6 separate regions of the Homo sapiens genome follow, and all the other regions are linked to region 2. The links are chromatin contacts, found by Hi-C or POLR2A ChIA-PET in ENCODE. All regions are on one chromosome and are shown on one strand. Each heading gives the region's core, a stretch centred on a gene start or an enhancer-like site at or near the end of the contact. The rest is flanking DNA. Distances are from core to core; before and after follow the strand shown. Region 1 holds the start of ZNF84 (zinc finger protein 84). Region 2 holds the start of PXMP2 (peroxisomal membrane protein 2). Region 3 holds the start of ZNF10 (zinc finger protein 10). Region 4 holds the start of ZNF26 (zinc finger protein 26). Region 5 holds the start of ZNF605 (zinc finger protein 605). Region 6 holds the start of ZNF140 (zinc finger protein 140).

Region 1 (3,466 bases), core at 936-3,435, 350 kb before region 2:
ACAAATGAGGTGTTAAAAGGAAAGCGACTGGGGCCTTGTAATAACAGTTACAGCTAACATTCCAGTGCTTTCTGTATGTGAGACAATATACTAAGCATTTTAAATTTAACTCATGCACAACCCTATAAGGCGTTTAACATAATCTCCATTTTACAGAGAGAAAACTGGGACAATGAGTGATTGTAAAATGTGCCTGTGATTGCACATTTAGTAAGTAGCAAAATTCAAATGTTAATTCTCTATCCTGCTATGTTCAAAGCATGAATACTAAAGTCATATTGTCATTTGTGCATATCTACATGCACAAACACACACAACATAAATCCTGGAGTCAGCTCCTATTCCCATGCACACATTCAGTCACTAATTCCCACAAAAATATAAATGAAGGACGCCCTGCCTCAACTGTATCACACTAACAAGCAGCACTTTCTTTTTCATGCCTTTTTGTGGTTCAAACTTCAGTGCCAACTCAGAAACACACAGCAGTTTCTCCCAGTTATACAAGAAATGACTCCTTTATACCTTAAATTGTGATAATACATAAATCTTAGAACAAAAGCTGGCACACAGTCATACGAAACATATACTAGCTATAATTATTATTATAAAAGTAATATATGATGGCAAAATATAAAAAACATACACAAGCTAAATAAGAACTATTATCTATGATCTCACCACAGGTAACCATTCTTAGGATGATGGAAACTATTGTGATATTTTTCATACAATGGAAGCATATGGTCATATTTAAAAGCTGTTTTTGTTTTTTTCCCATTATGTGAAGAACATCTTTCCAGGTCAATAACCTTATTTCTGTAAGATATAAACAACTCACATAAAATAACAAAAAAATAAAATCCGACTCATAATTGACAAAATACATAAAATATGTAGGAATATCAAGACCCATATGAAGCATACTAAAAACACCAATGAGAACTATAAAAATAGAATTAAAGAAATTTATAATTCGATTTTATTCTGGGATAGGAAGACTTCAGATTGTGAAGATAATTTGACCTCAAATGATTTATATAACTCATCGACTCCAATCAGAATCTCAAAATTCTAAAGTTTATGTGTAAGAAAAAAGGTTCAAGAACAATTCGGACACTTTTTTTTTTTTTTTGACAGGGTCTTACTGTGTTGTCCAGGCTGAAGTGCAATGGCATAACCATAGCTCACTGCAGCCCTGAACTCCTGGGCTCAAGTGATCCTCCTACCTCAACCTACAGAGTAGCTGGGGCTACAGGCATGCCCTACCACACCGGGCCTGGATGCTTTTGGAAATACAAAATAATGAGTGTGAACAGGCCCACTGTAATACATACAAATTATAATCATTATAACATTTGACACTGGCTCCAGAGAAGTTATACAGATGAAAAAAAGCAAACTGTCTAAATATGCAAGAGTCAGCATGCAATAAATGTAGCATTTCAAAGCCATCAGTAAAATTAAATTATTTAATGAATACAAGAATATTTGAAAGAAAATAAACGTAGCTATTTCATACAACTACTTTCAGTGGGTTAAATTTTAAAATAATGGAAACCCTAAGAATGTCTACAAAAAAAAACCACAGGTGAATGAATATATGTATAATTTGAGGGGAGATTTCGCTACACCATACCAAAAGCAAAAGTCACTTAAAAAATTTAAAACAGTCAATAAATATAACCATTAAAAAATACACGGCCAGGAATGGTGGCTCACACCTGTAACCCCAGCGCTTTAAAAGCCTCCTTCGATAGCGGCAGAGCCAGGCTGCTGGTGGATGCGGTCCAGCAGGGCAGCCGCTCCTTAGGGCCACGGCGCGGCAAGCGGGCTGGCCCGAGGTCGAGGCTAAACGCGCCCGAGGCTAAACGCGCCCGAGGCTGGCGCCTCCACGCCCGCCTGAAAGGACGCCCAGGAGCGGCGCCTCCGGAAAGGCCGTGCCCGCCCCACAGCCCAGAATCCGCGCAGCTCCGCGGCCCACGGCATCTTCACGACCCGGCCCAGCCCCAACCCGCCCCAGACCCGCATCCGCGCGCGGACGCCCAGGGCCTTGAAGCCGAAGCTCCCCGCGGCCACTCCCGCGCGCCTCCCCCGCCATTCCCGGAGCCCCCAGCGCCGGGCCCGCAATAAACTCACTGAACTCACAAAAGACGCCGCCGCCGAGTCGCGCCCGCGCGCCCGCGGCCTCGCGATCACGTGACACCGCCCGTCCCCCGTGTCCCGCGCACGCGCCCAAACCGTCGGCCTTTGTGCGCTCCCGGGCGGCTCCGAACGGGCCGGGACGAGTCGGGGACTGCACACGCGCACACTCGCACGCGCGCACACGCGTACACTCCCCTCTCACGTGGCAGCGAAGGACAAAGAGGAAGAACGGGCCACCTGCAAGCATTACCAAGAGTGCATGTGCGCATGCGCGAAGGAAGGAGCCCCGCGAACTCAACTTCCCACAGTGCCCCGCGTCCGGAAGTGCCTGTCGCTTGGAGACGGAGTGACTCCAAACGGGCTCACACGGTTTTCTGAGAAACATAAAGGGAAACCGAATCCACCAATATATATATATATTTTCTTGAGACGGCGTCTCGCTCTGTCACCCAGGCTGGAGTGCAGTGGCGTGATCTCGGCTCACTGCAAACTCCGCCTCCCGGGTTGACGCCATTCTTCTGCCTCAGCCTCCCGAGTAGCTGGGACTACAGGCGCCCGCCGCCACGCCCGGCTAATTTTTTTGTATTTTAGTAGAGACGGGGAGTCACCGTGTTGCCCAGGCTGGTCGCGAACTCCTGAGCTCAGGCAATCCGCCCGCCTTGGCCTCCCAAAGTGCTAGGATTACAGGCGTGAGCCACCGCGCCCGGCCCACCAATACTCAATTGGTTTGACTTCAGTTGAGGAAACCAGAAAAAATTTAAATATATTTATGGAAAGAAGGTAAGAATTAACAGAAAAAAGTAAAGTTGATCCATAACTGGAGTCGTAGGGAGAATTATAGGTAAGTCACGATGCTTATGACAGCAAGATGGGGCCGGGGAGATGGAGGAGAGAGATGAAAAAAGAGAAATAACCATAGACACATAGGAAATTGAATGAAAATCCGCTCTATACTAATAAATTTGATAATTTGTGACACAAATGATTCTCCAGGACAACATGGGCCAAATTTGACCCAATTTTATCCACAATTTGAAGACAAATTCAGAGATCCTTTGCCAGAAAGCATCATAATGAGTTGCTTAGTGAATTGCTTCAAACATCCAGTGATTAGAGAATTCTTATATTTATTCCCAGAGGTAGAACTCACCAGTGAAGTACTAGCATAAAAACAGACGCATGGACCAATGTGGAACAGCGTAGAAAAACCAGAAATAACCCCATGCATATACAGTCAACTAATCTTAGGCAAGTCAACTAATCTTGTGTCAAGAATACACGATGGGGAAAGGACAGTCGCTTCAATAAATAGCGTGAGGAA
Region 2 (3,320 bases), core at 165-2,664:
CTGGCGCTGTCTTCACCCGCGCCCCGCAGACTCGCTCCCTTGGCCCTGTCTCCACACGCTCCATGAGGACCCGCTCCCCTGGCCCTGTCTTCACCCGTGCCCCGCAGACCCGCTCCCCTGGCCCTGTCTTCACCCGCGCCCCCAAGACCCGCTCCCCTCGCCCTGTCTTCACCCGTGCCCCGCAGACCCGCTCCCCTGGCCCTGTCTTCACCCGCGCCCCCAAGACCCGCTCCCCTCGCCCTGTCTTCACCCGTGCCCCGCAGACCCGCTCCCCTGGCCCTGTCTTCACCCGCGCCCCCAAGACCCGCTCCCCTCGCCCTGTCTTCACCCGTGCCCCGCAGACCCGCTCCCCTGGCCCTGTCTTCACCCGCACCACGCAGACCCGCTCCCTTGGCCCTGTCTTTACCCGTGCCCCGCAGACCCGCTCCCCTCGCCCTGTCTTCACCCGCGCCCCGCAGACCCGCTCCCTTGGCCCTGTCTTCACCCGCGCCCCGCAGACCCGCTCCCTTGGCCCTGTCTCCACCCGCGCCATGAGGACCCGCTCCCCTGGCCCTGTCTTTACCCGCGCCCCCAAGACCCGCTCCCCTGGCGCTGTCTTCACCCGCGCCCCGCAGACTCGCTCCCTTGGCCCTGTCTCCACACGCTCCATGAGGACCCGCTCCCCTGGCCCTGTCTTCACCCGTGCCCCGCAGACCCGCTCCCCTGGCCCTGTCTTCACCCGCGCCCCGCAGACCCGCTCCCCTCGCCCTGTCTTCACCCGCGCCCCCAAGACCCGCTCCCCTCGCCCTGTCTTCACCCGCGCCCCGCAGACCCGCTCCCCTCGCCCTGTCTTCACCCGCGCCCCGCAGACCCGCTCCCCTCGCCCTGTCTTCACCCGCGCCTGCGGACCCGCTCCCCTTGCCGTGGCTTCCCCGGGCGCGCGGGGCCCCTGTTGGGTCCTTGGGTGGAACCTCAGCGCCGACCCCCGGGTCTGGGCGGGCCCTCCACGCGCTGGGAGGGCGGGATCCGCAAGGCGCCTCACAATCGCTGACTGCGGACGCGGGTGTCGCCGCGGGAAGTTCAGCGCCGGGTCGGAGGGCGCCCGCTCCGGGGGTTCTGACCCGGGCGCGCCCCCAGCCTGGTCCCGGCCCGGCGCTCCCGTCCAGGCCCCGCGCCGCTGCGGCCGACCTGGGGCCGGGGCGGCGTCCGATTCCCGCGCCCCCGCTCACCTGGTGGCCGCCTTGGTGAGCACCGGGTAGAGCCGCAGGAAGAGCAGGTACTGGGCGAGCGCCCGCCGCGGCAGCGCCCCGAGCCCGGCTTCGGCCCGCAGCCTGGACGCGGCCGGCGCCATCGCCTCCCCAGCGCCGTGCCGCCGGGGGCACCGACCCCACCTCAGGCTGGCCGGGCGCGGAGCCCGAGGCGCCGAGAGCGGAGTGGGGACCGCCTGACATTTCCGGCCCCACCGCGGCCCGCAGCGCCGCCCGGTCCCAACCCCACGGTGCGCCGCGCGCGCCTACCACACACTTTTCCCCGGTCCCTGCCGGCCACCTCCCCCGCCGGGCGCCGGCGCCAATTGGAGCGCCTCGGGGGGCGGGGGAGGGGCGGAGCGCGCCTCTTGATGGACGGCGGCATTTCCGGCTCTCGCGAGTCTGGGTGGGAGCGCGCCAAATTTCTCCCCTGAAGCAGAGGTGGTAGCCAACGGCTCCATGTCTCTGAGGAGCGGCGGGCGGCGGCGCGCGGACCCAGGCGCGGATGGCGAGGCCAGCAGGTGAGGGGCGCCCTCCTGAGGCTCTCGGGCCGGCCCTCCGGAGGGTGCCATGGGGCCGTCCTCGGCTGGCGCCGCCGAGGCGGGAGGGAGGCCCGGTTCCCGCAGCCGCCCGCACTCGCCGCGCCTGACTGGGGTAGGGCGGCGCGCCCCGACCGCCGACGGAGGGGCTCGGGGCGGGCGGAGGCGCTACGGGCGCGGCTTCTTTGCGGGGAAACGAGGCGGGCCGCGCGGCCTTTCCCTGCTCGGCTCTTTCTGAGGTTTTTCGGGCCTCGCCTTCCGCGCAGCTGCGTTTGGGACCTGCCGCGCGGCGGGGGCGATGAGAGCGGCGGGACCCGGGCCAGGCCCTGCGGGGTGGACGCGCGGCTGGGGAGGGTGCGGGGAGGGGCGGGGCCGGGGACCCTGCCTGGGGGCCTAGCGCTGGGGGAGGCCGAGGCGGGCGGATCGCTGGAGCCCAGGATCCTGTTCTAGATCAGCCTGGGCTACAGAGAGAGACCTCGTCTCCTCTGTTTTATTTTTTTGGGCAGGGAGTCCCGCTCTGTCGCCCAGGCTGGAGTGCAGTGGCGCGATCTCGGCTCACTGCAACCTCTGCTTCCCGGGTTCAAGCGATCCCGCTGCCTCAGCCTCCCGAGTAGCTGGAATTACAGGCGCCCGCCACCAGGCCCGGCTAGTTTTTGTATTTTTAGTAGAGACCGGGTTTCACCATGTTGGCCAGGCTGGTCTCGAACTCCTGACCTCAGGTGATCCGCCCGCCTCGGCCTTCCAAAGTGCTGGGATTACAGACGTGAGACTCCGCGCCCGGCCCTTCTCTTGTAAAAACAAGAAAAATTAGACAGGCTGGTGGTGCGCGCCCGAGGTCCCAGCTATTAATACTCCCGAATCCGAGCCGGAGGTTCACCTGAGCCCGGCAGGTCAAGGCTGCTGTGAGCCGGGATCGCGCCACCGCACTCCAGCCTGGGCGACGGAGCCAGACCCAGTCTCAAAAAAAATAGAGCAAGGATAAGACGCGGCTGCTTGGTGGCCAGAGCAAACGGTAAACATGACCGGAGGACTGGCCTGCCATAAGCAGAAAACGGATGAGGCCCGGCGCGGTGGCTCACACCTGTAATCCCAGCACTTTGGGAGGCCGAGGCAGGAGGATCACCTGAGGTCAGGAGTTCGAGACCAGCCTGACCAACATGGAGAAATCCCGTCTCCACTAAAAAAATACAAAATTAGCGGGGCGTGGTGGCGCATGCCTGTAATCCCAGCTACGCAGGAGGCTGAGGCAGGAGAATCACTTGAACGCGGCAGGCGGAGGTTGCGGTGAACCGAGATCGCGCCATTGCACTCCAGGCTGGGCAACAAAGAATGAAACTCTGTCTCAAAAAAAAAAAAATAGAAAAAACGTGTGAGAACGTGAAGCTTTTTACAGACACTTAGCTGAACAAAATTCTTCCCAGAGGAGAAACCAAGTGGTAAGGATCCCTAACTGCTGTTGTGCTCATCGCTGTCTGTCCATATCAGGCAAGCCCTAGAGAGGCAGGTACCCTTAGGGTCTACATGGTGTGTTGGAACTTGGAGCTTAGAGACGGTT
Region 3 (3,399 bases), core at 262-2,761, 440 kb before region 2:
CTAGCTAAAATTATTTTCTTCCTATTGTGAAGACTTTTTAAAAATAAAAGTATGTGCTAACTTGTTGAGGACGGCAATCAATCTATTAGCTTATATATTTCCTTTTCAGTCACTTTACTACAAATTATTGATAGTAATTGAATCTCTTCTCATTTTGGGGACTTAATTAGTTAATTAATTAACAAGGATAATTTTGTAATCTCTTTTCCAGAAGGTAAGCCTCATATCTACTTAAATATTGTCCTAAGTAGAATTTCCAGACAGTGCTTATATAAAATACTGATAAGCAGAAATTCTCATTTAATTTATGATGTGTATCTCAAATCTCTGCCCTTGTGACTAGCATATACTAAGAGCTAAAGAAATGCATGCTGAGAGAAGTAATCAAAAAACAAATGTAACTTTCAAAAAGAGGCAGGAGCGTGTGCAACTTACCATCCAAGAGGCTTTGGAAGATGGGGGACAATTTTAGTAAAACAGAAGAGATTAGTTATGTCACAAGAGAAAAGTTAGTGTGGAGGTAATTTTCAAAAGGGTAGGGAGGATTTGTGCTATCCAGTTCTCGGAGACCTAACTGCAGTCATTTCTAACCTAATAACACTTGTTGGCTGGCATTCTGGGTGACATCCTGCCTTCCCTTTTACTTTTTTTTTTTTAATTAACAGTATCTTTCTGCAATTAATGTATAGCTGGAATTGAAATTGTTCACCTTCTGCATACACTTTGGGTGGGATCTACGTACGAAATCTTGATGTTAACCTTATCTTTGACACTCATATTATGTGTTAGATGGCGTATATATATCTAGTGTCAAGGGAAAATAAAAATATAGTAATTAAACTTATGATCTGTCTCTGAAAATAAAAAAAATAGATTAACCACACAAACACGCCTTCAGTTAATCTATCTGATTAAAAAACAAAACAAAGATGAGGAAGCTAAGAGCTAGAGATGCAGGATTTGTTTTTAAAAGACCACACACGAATCGGCGTCACTATTTCAACAAATACTAGAAAGGCCATATGCAAAATTTTAAACATCTATCCCAGCTGGGGGGAAAAATGGAAGTTAGACTAGAAGAAACCTTATTTTGTATTACTGAAAATATCTGGTTCAAACTTACCACCACCGCCGCCCACTCTGCGTCAATCTCCAGGTGCAGCCGTTATTCTCCACAGAACAAGAACGTCCGCCGTGAACGCCGGGGCCGCGCGAGGGACAGAAAGTGACTGAGGCAAGGGGTGACGATCACCGTTAAATTTTTTCATTGACGAAATTACCGTCTACCTAGAAATACGAAGCTAATACACTGCTACATTACTAAAGGGCTCAACACGCGCCTGATGACGATGCAAACACAAAATTCAGCACTTTCGTATATACCTGCAATAAGCAACTAGAAGGTTCGATGGGAGAAAGCGATCCCGTCACAAAGGCAGCAGCAACAGCAAAACAGAGAACGCGACTCCATTCACCAGCGGAGCGCGAAGAGCGGCGTCAGAGGTGAGTCTGAGGCCGGCTCGGCACGGCGGCGCCACCTCCCCGTGGCCTGACGTCACGCACGCGCACGCGCCCCGCCCCCATTGGTCCTACGCCCGCCCCTGCTGCGAACGCACGCACACGCACCCACAACACACACCGTTACGCACGCGCCCCAGCCTGGCGTTCAGGCCACGCTCCGCCCCCAGCCCGTCAGCCGCGCGCCCCGGGACCCTAGAGCCGGCGATTCGTCGCCGGCGCCGCAGCCGCCACTCTGTGCCGGACCCTGCGGGCCTTCGGCCCAGAGCGCGTCCGTGACGCACAGACCAGGCCCCTCTGCGGGGCGGCGCAGGAGCTCCTGGGAAACGTAGTTCGGCCTCGCGTCCCCCTCGGGCGGGACCGCGGACGCCTGGAGGCAGGCACTGAGGACGGGTGAGCATGCGGGCCTGTGGCTCGTTCACCCGGGACAAGTCCCTCGTGGGATCAGCCTGGCCCGCTGAGTTCTCCTGCGTGCAGGGATCGCCTCACGGGAGTCTGAGCAGCAGGGAGCCTGCCCGGGAGGCGGCGGTGGGAGAGGCCCTTGAGGGAGGAGGGGCTACTTACCGGGTGCGAGTGGAGCGCGGGGAGCGAGTGGGGACCAGGGGCGCGCGGGGCGGAGGGGTCCCGGGCTGGCTGCGGGTGCCACGCAGGGAGCGCTGGGGGGCCGGGGATGCGCGTTTGCCTCCTTCTCTAAGCAACACGGGAGGGCTAAAGGGTGCACGCCTCTGTCCAGCAGCCTCTCTTGAATCTCTAAACCTAGTAATGAGTTGAATCACAGCCATCGTTTTTTTCACCTATTGCCTTATACTGTGGTTGAATGCGATATGGTTTTATTTCTTTAATACTCTGGTGTATTCAATTGGCTGTTTCCCTTTGACTTCACCTATGCTCACAAGATTGTGTTTTAATCTTTTTGTGTACTATCCTTGCCCGTTATACTAACAAGATTTTACAAGCTTCATGAATAATTTGGACAGCACAGTCTCTCTTCTATTCTGTAAAACAGGTCACCACCCCTCACCGCCCCCCGCCCGCCTCCAAAAGTTTGGTGCTATTTGGTCTTAAAATATTTAGTACGCATTTAACTTCTGACTCAATTTTTTTTTTTTTTTTTTTTGAGACAGAGTTTCGCTCTTTGTTGCCCAGGCTGGAGTGCAATGGCGCCATCTTGGCTCACAGCAACCTCCGCCTCCCGGGTTCAAGTGATTCTTCTGCCTCAGTCTTGTGAGTTGCCGGGATTACAGACATGAGCCACCACGCCCAGCTAATTCTGTATTTTTAGTGGAGATGGGGTTTCTCCATGTTGGTCAGGCTGGTCTGGAACTCCCGACCTCAGGTGATCAGCCTGCCTCGGCCTCCCAAAGCGCTGAGATTACAAGCGTGAGCCACCGCACCCGGCCCTGACTCAATTTTTTAAAAAGTCTCATTGATTAGGTTTTTTAGTTCGTATTCTGTTTTAGATACCTTTCCTAGATAATTGTTTTTAATCTAATTTTTCAAATTTATTGGCATAAAATTGCCCATGCTATTTTATCACTGTAAGTAATTTCTATGGTGATTTTTAAAATCACCACTTTTTAATATTTTACTGCTGTAATTGTTATTTTTTTCTTTTTTGAACCTAATTATCTAGGCCTTTTTTTCTTGATTACTCCTATAAGGTATATGTGTACATAGTCTTTTCAAAAATGTAGATTTGGTTTTGGTTTTTTTGTTGTTTTGTTTTGGTCTTTTTTGGGGAGGGGGGTCCTATTACAGTAAGTTTTGCTCTTAATTTTTAAATTTTTCTTTTACTTTGTCTCTGTTTTTCTACTTTTTTTTTTTTTTCGAGACAGAGTTTCACTCTGTCTCCAGGCTGGAGTGCAGTGGCGTGATCTCGGC
Region 4 (3,512 bases), core at 532-3,031, 300 kb before region 2:
AATCCCAGCTACTCGGGAGGCTGAGGCTCAAGAATCGCTCGAACCCGGGAGGCAGAGGTTGCAGTGAGCCGAGATCGCGCCACTGCACTCCAGCCTGGGCGACAGAGCGAGACTCCGTCTCAAAAAAATAAAAAAAGACTTATTACAAAGCTACAAAAATCAAGACAGTGTGGCAGTGTGGTATTAGTGAAACAACAAATAGATCAATAGAACTCAATAAAGAGCCCAGAAATAGACCCATATAAATATAGTCAACTGATCTCTGACAAAGGAACAAACTCACAGGGGGAGAAATCCACTCCTAACTTTCTCTCGTTTCTTTAGCACAACAGCCTTTCTCCACCGTGTGTCCTTTCCTTTCATTAACCTGAGTCCTCACCTCGGTCCTCTTGAGGGTTCCAGTTGGTCACACTCTGAGCTTCCACGAATACAATAAGGTGTCTTTATGTATTTCCAGTTTAGACCTCCCATGTGAGTTACAGGCTGAAATACAGGCATTGGATATTCAACACCTGCGAAAGTCATTCCCAGGGTCCCTCTTCCAATAGCATTCCTAGTCTCCGGCTGTATAGCTCAATGGTAGAGCACCACATCCGGCAACGTCGTCAACACCACTCACCGAGGGCAAAGGATTTGGCAATCAAATCACTTGTAAAGACTCCCCTCTGGTTCACTCCATCAATAATTCATAAAGTCCCGATGATCCACTGGCCCGCCCCTTACCTTTCGGACTCTCGAGCTCCGCTCCTAGCCTTTTCTCCCTATTCATTCACCTGTAATTGCGTCCATAGTTCACTAGACTACCCTCTCCACCAAACCAAAGCTCCTCTAAAATTAGGAACATACATAATTTATCTCTGCATTGCCAGCACCAGCCTTAGAGTCCAGCAGACAAAAGGACACTCCATAAACAAGCATTTGGCCAAACGAAAAAGGAGGAACTGATCATTTCTCCAGCTAAGTTCTAAGGGTCTCCATAAGACAACTTTGTGTAGAAAACATGAAATGATGGAGGATCCTCAGACTTCAGGGCCCGCAGCTGGCCATGAAGTGCAGTATAACTGCCCGTCACAGAATACCACAGGCACGTTTCTGCAGGGCCAGAGCTTGGGCGAGCTTCAGAGGCGCTTTGGTTTGGTGGGGAGGGTAGTCTAGTAAACTACGCACACAATTACAGCTGAATGTGAGTTCAGTTCCCGGAGTAACCCTGAAGAGATTAACGTGGCCACCCTCAGTATCCAGTCGAATTTTAAACACGGAAAGTCTCTACTTACCCAGCACGAAGCTGTCCGGAAACTGGTGGCCATCCCCACGCCCACGTTCGCGCGCTGCCTGCGGGGGCAGGACCCGCGGGCTGCGGAGAGACCGTGAGGGATGCGTCCGCCCGAAGACAGGTGCGGGACCAGGGCCCCAGGCTCCTGACCGTCCCGGGGCCGAGTCGTTGGCAGGGACGCCGGCTCCTCAGCTCTCGCCCAACACAGACCGCGCGTGACTAGACAACCTCCCGGTCTGGGTACCAGGAGTCGCACGGATGGATTTGTGCCTTTCCGTGGCCCTGACTCGGGAGAGCAGGAGGCTGATCTGGCCCCGTCCACGCCCCGGACCGACGGAAGTGTTTAGCTGGTCAAGTCTCTGGTCTGCCCAGGATAATCCGAGCCGCTTAGCTCCGCGCCTCCGCGGCCACAGAGACTCAGCCAGGTACACCCGCTGGCCAGATTCCGGTCCACTGAGTCTAAGCCGGAAACAGCCCTGCACGCGCGCACCCGACTAAGGCCGGGAGTGCGGCGCATGCGGAAGTGCGTCCTGCGTCGATGCGCCAGGACGCGAAGGCGCCGGAAAAACTACATCTCCCACAATCCTCGGAGAAGGCTCCCTCGTTACAGGCCTGGCTTCCAGCTGCCGCGGATCTAGAGAGGGGCACAGCCTGACGGGAAAGGAAGGCTGGGAGGGGGCTCCGCCAGCGGCACCTGGTTCACCCTCCCACGGCTGCGCCAGGTTCAGTACCATCCTCGGAGCCTGGACGCCCAGTTTCCCAGGGCCTGTAGAACTGACTCAGAGTCCGACCCCAGCAGAGACGCAGGCGTGCTGAGGTTTTGATATCAAACAAGATAGGGTTCAGACCAGAAGGCACAGCAAAAAAGGACGCTTTGTAAAGCTAAAAGCTGCAGTTCATAGGGTTAAATAACAGTTTTGAATATCAGTGCACCAAATAATACAGTAACCAACTTCATAAAGGAGAAACTATAGTAGATGTGAAAAACAAATAAATAGAACCACACCAGTAATGAAACTGCCTTTGCAAAAATTATATCAGTGAGAAAATTATAGCAGTGGGGGAGGTCTAATCTAACCAAACCCCCAACTCTGCGCGCCTTTGGCTGTCAAGATGCCTTCATTATTCCTGGGCTTAGGCCAAGCTAACTTTGGAAGACATTTAGGTTATAGTTCAAATGATAGCCCTTTTCCAAAACCCAACTGCCTTTGTAAAACCTATGAGAGACCACCAAGCTAGCGGGAGGAGAGGAGCCTGAATTCTGCTAAGATGTGGATTGGTCACAAGACACGCAACTTCCCCAGTTACTCCTACAGATAACACCACTATTGTAGATTGGCCTTTTGAGATTTAAAAATGTGCAAAATGGCCAGGCACGATGGCTCACGTCTGTAATCCCAGCATTTTGGAGGGCTGAGGTGGGTGGATCGCATGAGCCCAGGAGTTGGAGACTAGCCTGGGCAACATGGTGAAACCTCGTCTCTACAAAACATATCAAAAGTAAGCCGGATGTGGTGGCATGCATCTGTAGTCTCAGCTACTTGGGGGGCTAAGGCAGCAGAATTGCTTGAGCCCGTGAGGTGGAGGTTGCAGTGAGCCGAGATTGCACCATTGCACTCCAGCCTCGATGACAGGAGTGAAACCCTGTCTCAAAAAAAAAAAAAAAAAAAAAGTGCCAAACATCTGAATAGACATTTCTCAAAAGAAGACATACAAATGGCAAACAGGTATATGAAAAGGTACACAATATAATTGATCATCAGAGAAATGCAAATCAAAACTACAACGAGATATTATCTCACCCCAGTTAAAATGGCTTTTATCCAAAAGACAAGCAATAATAAATGCTGGTGAGGATATGGGGAAAAGGGAACCCTGGTACATTCTTGGTGGGAATGTAAATTAGTACAACCACTATGGAGAACAGTTTGGAGGTTCCTCAAAAAAATAAAAATAGAGCTACCATACAATGCAGCTATCCCACTCCTAGGTATATACCCGAAAGAAAGAAAATCAGTATATCCAAGAGCTGTCTGCACTCCCTTGTTGACTGCAGCACTATTCACAATAGCCAAGATTTGGAAGTAACCGAAGTGTCAATCAACAGGTTAATGAATAAAGAAAATGTGGTACATATACACAATGGAGTACTAGGAAGCCATAAAAAAGAATGAGATCCTGTCATTTGCAACAACATGGATGGAACTGGAGATCATTATATTAAGTGAAATAAGCGAGG
Region 5 (3,392 bases), core at 598-3,097, 270 kb before region 2:
GCATGAGCCACCACACCTGGCTAATTTTTATATTTTTAGTACAGATGGGGTTTCACCATGTTGGTCAGGCTGGTCTCGAACTCCTGACCTCAGGTGATCCGCCCGCCTTAGCCTCCCAAAGTGCTGGGATTACAGGTGTGAGCCACCGCGCCTGGCCTGGCCAAAAAATATTTTTAAGAGAAGGTGTCTCCCTCTGTGGCCCAGGCTGGAGTGCAGTGTTGCCATCATAGCTCACTGCAGCCTCAACCTCCCAGGCTCAGGCAATCCTCCTGCCTCAGCCTCCAGTAGTTGGGACTACAGGGACAAGCCACTGCTTTATATATCCATAAATATATTTTATTTCCCTGTAATGTCCTCATCTCATTTATTTTTCCTTTTTTTTTTCTTGAGATGAGGTCTCACTCTGTTGCCAGGCTAGAGTGCAGCGGCATGATGGCTCACCGCAACCCCCGCCTCCCGAGTTCAAGTGATTCTCCTGCCTCAGCCTCCCGAGTAGATGGGATTACAGGCGCCCACCACCACGCCCAGCTAATGTTCTGTATTTTTAGTAGAGACGGGGTTTCACCGTGTTGGCCAGGATGGTCTCAATCTCCTGACCTGGTGATCCGCCCACCTCAGCCTCCCAAAGTGCTGGGATTACAGCCGTGAGCCACCGCGCCCAACCCTATCATCTATTTTCATTCCTTTTGTCAATACTGCTGGATTGGATGTACTAAATGTAAGGTCCTCTGAGCTGGCCGCACCATGGTCAAGCCATCGTGACATTCCCCCACCCTTGTGATAATGTACTTTGTAATATTCCCGGTCCTTGTGAATGTACTTTGTAACATTCCTCTCCGCCCTTGTGACAATACACCCTCCCCGCCCTTGTGAATGTACTTTGTAACATCCTCCCCTGCCCGCAAAAAATTGCTGCTGAGGCCGGGCGCGGTGGCTCACGCCCGTAATCCCAGCACTTTGGGAGGCCGAGGAGGGCGGATCACGAGGTCAGGAGATCAAGACCATCCTGGCTAACACAGTGAAACCCCGTCTCTACTAAAAATACAAAAAAATTAGCCGGGCGTGGTGGCGGGTGCCTGTAGTCCCAGCTACTCAGGAGGATGAGGCAGGAGAATGGCGTGAACCCGGGAGGCGGAGCTTGCAGTGAGCCGAGATCGCGCCACTGCACTCCAGCCTCGGCGACAGAGTGAGACTCTGTCTCAAAAAAAAAAAAAAAAAAAAAAATTGCTGCTGACTCCACCGCCTATCCTATCCCAAAGCTATAAGAACCAATGACAAGCCCACCACCCTCCGCTGACTCCTTTCTCAGACTCAGCCCACTTGCACCCAAGTGAATAAACAGGCGTGTTGCTCACACTTAGCCTGCTCAGGTGGTCTCCTATACGGACGCACGTAACACTAACATTTACCGATATTACTTACAGCTACGATGAAAAATGGAAAAGCAGCCGGACGCAGTGACTCATGCCTGTAATTCCAGCATTTTGGGAGGCTGGGGCAGGAGGATCATTTGAACCCAGGAGTCGGAGACCAGCCTGAGGCTGCAATGAGCGTTCATGGCACCACTGCACTCCCCACTGGGTGACAGAGCGAGACCCTGCCTCCAAAAAAAAAAAAAAAAAAAACAAGGAAAAGATGCAGACGCTTCCTCCTGGAGGCGCCTTTAGGTTCTCTCACAGACATGTTGGGCCAGCAGTGCTGGCTCCATCCTAGATTTCTTCCAGTCCTCCCCAGTTAGCCGCCAAGGGGCTTTTCCAACCGGAAACCTCCAATCCGCGACCCCGGCGGGTGCACCGCCGAGCCCCCCGGGAAGTGTAGTTCCAGCGCGAGCGGGACGCTGGGAAATGTAGTTCTGCGCGTTCACGTCCCCGATCGGGCCGTGTCCGCCGCGGCCCTGCGAGGTCCGAGGGGTAAGGGAGCGTGCAGCGGGGGCGGGACCACGAGGCGGCGGGGCTGGGGGCGGCCTCTGTGTCTGCGCCGGGGATCGCGGTGACCCCGCTGCGGACCGGCTCGCGGTGACCCCAGCGCGAACGAGCTGGCTGCCGGCTGGGGCGAGAAAGGCCTGCGGACCGGCCTGGGCGCATGCGCGGAAGGCGGGCCTCAGGCGGGGGCTCTGGGGGCGCGCGGGGGTGGGAGGCAGAGGGTGGGGTGGGGGCTGTAGGGCGGGCGGCGGCGGGGCGCTGAATGTGGGTGTCGGGGGAGATTTGGGGTCAGCTGGGCGATTCACTGGGGGCCTATGGAGGTCGCTGTAGACTTGGGGTGCAGCACGGGCGGGGCAAGGGGACGCGAGGTTGCCCTTGGCCCCAGGGGAGAGGGGCCCCTGGGAGGCCGTGTGGAGGATTTGTCTGCAGCGATTAGGACTCTGCTGATGAATGATTTGGATGCCTTTGGGTGAGCATTGGAGGCCAGCGGGGTGAATGATGAGGCTTCTGCGGGGGCCTGCGTTGGAGGGCTTAGGGGCTTGCTTGTGTGGGTTCCATTCACTGGAAAGCCTGCCGGCTGTGACAGTGTTGGATTTCACCAGAGCCCTGTGCTCCTGGAAAACAGCGAAGGTTGAGGAATTTCCCACCCTTTTGGGTTCCAGCAAATGGCTCACTGCAAAGATCTCCCGTTCCCTATATGACTTTGGTCAGCCTCCAGGATGCCCCTTGTTCACACAGACCTGCCACGTTGCCGTCGCTTGCCTCATCGGTGACTGGCTGAACTCCACCGAGCGGTCGGAGCAAAATGCTCCTTAAGCAAACTTTAGCTAAGCTTCTTTCCTTTCCCCATTTTCTTGAGCTTTGGCCCATCCCCAGCCTGAGCCAACACGCAGCCTCGCCTGAGAACAGGCTGGCTCAGGGTCAAGCTTTCCCCGCTCTGCTGTCTGGTCGCCCGCACTTCCACCTCGCTTGGCCAGGCCTGGTCTTTGCTAACCTTGTTCACACCTCTCTGTGAAAGAAAAACCCTTTTTGCCTTGCAGAGATGCACGTGAGTCTCGTGGCTTCACGGTTCTTCCCAGAAGCCCGTTCTCCTTCCCCTTCCCAACCCTCTTCCGCGTCTTTTTTTCCCCACTTCCAATAACCCTTTGGAACCGTCTTTCTTTGCTCTGTCCAGTTGTATGTTTTATTTGACAGCTGAATAACAGTGGTTGCTCTTTCAACCCCTGTCTCCAATAGCGGAGGCGAGTATGGGGTGGCCTATGCTGGCGAGTGGCTGGGGTTTGTTTCTGTGCTTGTGTTTGGGGATCTTATGATGGAAGCATTAGGAATGGCGCTGTGTATTTGTGACAAGGGAGTCTGGATGTAAGTTAATGGTGGACCTGTTGCAAGTTGTGAGTGCGTGGACAACGGGGGTCATACTTGGCGTCATTGGAGGGGCCTGCGGGATCGGCATTTGTGCAGAGCCCCACA
Region 6 (3,100 bases), core at 18-2,517, 390 kb before region 2:
AAGAAGTGGAACTGAAATGAGGGACTCATTTTGAATAGTTGACCCTGTTATCCCCACTGCTGTGAAGCACAATTACCAGCCAAGCCCTTAGGCCAAATCAAAATAAAAATGTGTTCCTTATGTCATGTCTGAAAAATGAGCTCTGAGGATTCGGAGATTTTGTTTTGGTCACTTCTGCATCCTCAAGACTTAGAATGAGTTGCACATTAGAATCACTTGGAAGGACTGTTAGACTGCTGGGCCAAATTCTCAGTTTCTGATTCAGAAGGTCTGGGGTAGGACTCAAGAATATTCATTTCTAATACGTTCTCAGATGATGCTGATACTGCTGGTCCAAGGATCACACTGTGGGAACCACTGAAAGTAGAGGTTCAGTAAAAACATATTGAATAAATGAATAAAGGGGCGCTGGAGTAACGTAAAGCACTCCTCATTCTAACACTGTGGGAAAGAGGAGGCGATGTAACAGCTGGCACCCTACCCTCTCACCCTAAAACATGCCAGCCAGGTCAGAAACCCCGCCCACATCTGGATAGCTTCCTGTCACTCTCTTCATGTATACTTAAGTATAAGCACCTGAAAAGGAGGAACAAGGGACAGGGTCCTGGGGTTCTGCCAGGCAGGTGGTTGTAGGAGAAAGAAAGCCACGTCCCAAGTCCTGAAAAACACGGCTGCACTTCACAAAGAAAAGCGGAAACAGGCCAAGTGGGTTGGCTCACTTGAGGCCAAGAGTTTGAGGTTACAGGATGCTATGATCGCTCCACTGCCTGGGCGACAGGAGGAGACCCTGTCTCTCTCTTAAAAAAAAAATAAAAATTTATATATATATATATATATATATTTATCAATCATTAGCTTACCTGAGACATAGCTCACAGAAGGGAAGGAGGAGATCAGAAAAGTGTAAAATGGCAGACCTGGCAGAGAGAGAAAGGAGCCCTGAGCGAACAGGCCAGCTAGGCCGCGCCCAAGTCACTAGATTCCCGCACTGGGGATTCCCGTGGCCCCCGCTCCGCGCCTCCCACGTAGAGAGCAGGGCGCCCTGAGAGATCGCGCTTGGACCACTGGCGCCGGCTTTCTCTTCCTGCCACGGCGCGCCTCCCCAGAACCCCCTCACCTAACAGTGGCCACAGAAGGATGCGTTTCCGTGGTGCTTTCCGCCAGGTGGGCGTAGCGTTCCAGGGCTCCGGACCGAGTCACCGCCCGGGGCCATCCGGCGCAGACCGGGAGGGCTCCTTTCGTTGCCTACAGCCAACACAGGCCAGACGCTCGGCGCCGCCCCCCAGGGCCCCTCCGCGGGCGTCGCAGGAATTGCGTCTTCAGAAGCCTCGCCGACGTCACCCCAACCAGGCCGCCGGCCTCAAGAAACTACAATTCCCAGAAACCAATGCGGCCCTGCGCGCAAGGGCTTTTCGTTCCTACTGGAACTCCCAGAGCGCCTCGCTGCCGTGCCCAGAACGCCAGGAGACAAAGAACGAGGGCCTGCGACAACTACAATTCCCAGAGCCATCGCGGCCCGGTGCGCCAGAGCATAGGGGCTATCCTCCCACGCCCAGAGCCGAGAAACAAAGAACCCGGGTCCTAGGCAACTACATTTCCCAGAAATAACCGCGGCCCCCCGCGGAAGAGTACACAGACCTTTGTGTTCCTATAACTGCCAGAGTGTCTCGCGGCCAAGCGCACAACTAGCGGAGAAACGAAGAACGTGGAACTCAGGCCACCACACTTCCCAGAAACAACCGCGACCCCGCGCGAGAGAGCATATGGCTTTCCCCGCCCCACTGCAACTCCCAGGGTGCTTTGAGGCCAAGCGCACATCATCGAAAGACAAAGAACACGAGCTTCAGGCAACTACACTTCCCAGAACCTCTAGCGACCGTGCGCAAAAGAGCGGAGGACGTTCTTCCCCTACTACGACTCCCAGAGTGCATCGTGGCCACGCCCAAAGCCGGAAGACAACGCAGAGCTCTGGCGACTACATTCCCCCAAACTCCTGCGCCGCACGCCAGAGGGTATAGGGTTTTCCTCCCCTACTACGACTCCCACAGTGCTTCGCTGGCGTGCACACACGGCCCAGAGACAAGGAACTGGAGACTCAGGTGACTACACTTCCCAGAACACACCGCGGCCCAGCAAGAGCCCAAGACCGCCTCTATTAAACAACTAGGATTCTTAACAACGACTGTGGAGTCAGTACTTCAGTCTAAGACCTTTTGCTACTGGAAAGGGGTCCGGATCTCAGACTCTAAGAGAGGGTTCTTGGATCTTGCACAAGAAAGAATTTGAGGCGAATCCATAAGGTGAAAGCAAGTTTATTAGGAAAGTAAAGGAATAAAGAATGGCTAATCCATAGGCAGGGCAGCCCCGAGGGCTGCTGGTTGCGCATTTTTGTGGTTATTTCTTGATGATATGCTAAACAAGGGGTGGATTATTCATGCATCCTCTTTTTAGACCATATAGGGTAACTTCCTGACGTTGCCATAGCCACTGGTGGGCAGTGAGGACAATCAGGTCGTTCTCATCGCTATCTCGGTTTTAGTCGGCTTCTTTACTGCAACCTGTTTTATCAGCAAGGTCTTTATGACCTGTATCTTGTGCCAGCCTCATGTCTCATCCTGTGACTACGAATGCCTTAACCTCCAGGGAATGCTGCCCAGCAGGTCTCAGCCTTATTTTAACCAGCCCCTACTCAAGATAGAGTTGCCCTGGTTCAACCGCCTCTGACAGTGGAAGACGTAGCAATGAGGACAGCCAGAAGTCACTCTCATTGCCATCTTGGTTTTGGTGGGTTTTAGCCGGCTTCTTTACTGTAAACTTTTATCAGCAAGGTCTTTATGACCTGTGTCTCATGCTGACCTGCTGTCTCATACTGTGAGTTAGAATGCCTAACGGTCTTGGAACGCAGCCCAGTATGCCTCAGCCTTATTTTACCCAGTTCTTATTTAAGATGGAGTTGCCGGGTGCTGTGGCTCATGCCTGTAATCCCAGCACTTTGGGAGGCTAAGGCGGGCAGATCACCTGAGGTCAGGAGTTTGCAATCAGCCTGGCCAACAGGCCAGAGTGTAACCTCGTCTCTACTAAAAATACAAAAATTACCTGG

What was found. A loop is a pair of places that touch in the nucleus more often than their neighbours do. ChIA-PET counts read pairs that join two places held with the same protein, here RNA polymerase II (POLR2A). Pooled maps may share reads with other maps.
Region 1: a loop to region 2 is called in a pooled map, with 35 times the contacts of the local background. The contact joins the promoter of ZNF84 here to the promoter of PXMP2 in region 2. A Hi-C loop is called at or near these places in 7 of 37 single-sample maps with no recorded cell type and 12 of 50 pooled maps. POLR2A ChIA-PET finds 5 or more read pairs at or near these places in 1 of 52 experiments (K562).
Region 3: a pooled map shows a loop between it and region 2 (18-fold over the local background). The contact joins the promoter of ZNF10 here to the promoter of PXMP2 in region 2. A Hi-C loop is called at or near these places in 5 of 37 single-sample maps with no recorded cell type and 10 of 50 pooled maps.
Region 4: a loop to region 2 is called in a map of naive thymus-derived CD4-positive, alpha-beta T cell, with 20 times the contacts of the local background. The contact joins the promoter of ZNF26 here to the promoter of PXMP2 in region 2. A Hi-C loop is called at or near these places in 1 of 168 maps with a recorded cell type or tissue (naive thymus-derived CD4-positive, alpha-beta T cell), 2 of 37 single-sample maps with no recorded cell type and 11 of 50 pooled maps.
Region 5: a loop to region 2 is called in a map of mammary epithelial cell, with 17 times the contacts of the local background. The contact joins the promoter of ZNF605 here to the promoter of PXMP2 in region 2. A Hi-C loop is called at or near these places in 1 of 168 maps with a recorded cell type or tissue (mammary epithelial cell), 5 of 37 single-sample maps with no recorded cell type and 7 of 50 pooled maps. POLR2A ChIA-PET finds 5 or more read pairs at or near these places in 1 of 52 experiments (GM12878).
Region 6: a loop to region 2 is called in a map of gastrocnemius medialis, with 13 times the contacts of the local background. The contact joins the promoter of ZNF140 here to the promoter of PXMP2 in region 2. A Hi-C loop is called at or near these places in 2 of 168 maps with a recorded cell type or tissue (CD4-positive, alpha-beta memory T cell and gastrocnemius medialis), 15 of 37 single-sample maps with no recorded cell type and 17 of 50 pooled maps.

What each region holds. Positions count from the first base shown.
Region 1 is chr12:133,036,228-133,039,693 of GRCh38, reverse strand. ZNF84 (zinc finger protein 84) reads right to left here and starts at 2,185. Exons shown (of 5, transcript NM_001289971.2): 1 at 2,149-2,185. ZNF84-DT (ZNF84 divergent transcript) reads left to right here and starts at 2,472. Exons shown (of 3, transcript NR_110091.1): 1 at 2,472-2,925. RefSeq lists a silencer at 2,079-2,258 and an enhancer at 2,479-2,568.
Region 2 is chr12:132,685,681-132,689,000 of GRCh38, reverse strand. PXMP2 (peroxisomal membrane protein 2) reads right to left here and starts at 1,414. Exons shown (of 5, transcript NM_018663.3): 1 at 1,209-1,414. The coding sequence starts at 1,330. It overlaps POLE (DNA polymerase epsilon, catalytic subunit), which reads left to right and starts at 1,659. Exons shown (of 49, transcript NM_006231.4): 1 at 1,659-1,747. The coding sequence starts at 1,686. RefSeq lists a silencer at 899-2,208.
Region 3 is chr12:133,128,739-133,132,137 of GRCh38, reverse strand. ZNF10 (zinc finger protein 10) reads right to left here and starts at 1,511. Exons shown (of 5, transcript NM_015394.5): 1 at 1,384-1,511. It overlaps ZNF891 (zinc finger protein 891), which reads left to right and starts at 1,864. Exons shown (of 2, transcript NM_001277291.2): 1 at 1,864-1,911. RefSeq lists enhancers at 1-46, 1,129-1,408 and silencers at 1,459-1,698, 2,069-2,248.
Region 4 is chr12:132,984,636-132,988,147 of GRCh38, reverse strand. It overlaps ZNF26 (zinc finger protein 26), which reads right to left and starts at 1,781. Exons shown (of 4, transcript NM_019591.4): 1 at 1,275-1,781. The coding sequence starts at 1,307. RefSeq lists enhancers at 1,161-1,210, 936-1,435, 1,691-2,160.
Region 5 is chr12:132,954,761-132,958,152 of GRCh38, reverse strand. It overlaps ZNF605 (zinc finger protein 605), which reads left to right and starts at 1,847. Exons shown (of 5, transcript NM_183238.4): 1 at 1,847-1,910. LOC124903064 (a long non-coding RNA gene) reads right to left here and starts at 1,604. Exons shown (of 2, transcript XR_007063552.1): 1 at 1,423-1,604. RefSeq lists enhancers at 1,637-1,716, 1,470-2,298, 2,576-2,870, 2,299-3,129 and a silencer at 1,877-2,216.
Region 6 is chr12:133,079,090-133,082,189 of GRCh38, reverse strand. ZNF140 (zinc finger protein 140) reads right to left here and starts at 1,267. Exons shown (of 5, transcript NM_003440.4): 1 at 1,118-1,267; 2 at 861-917. The coding sequence starts at 869. RefSeq lists enhancers at 1,279-1,478, 1,549-2,238.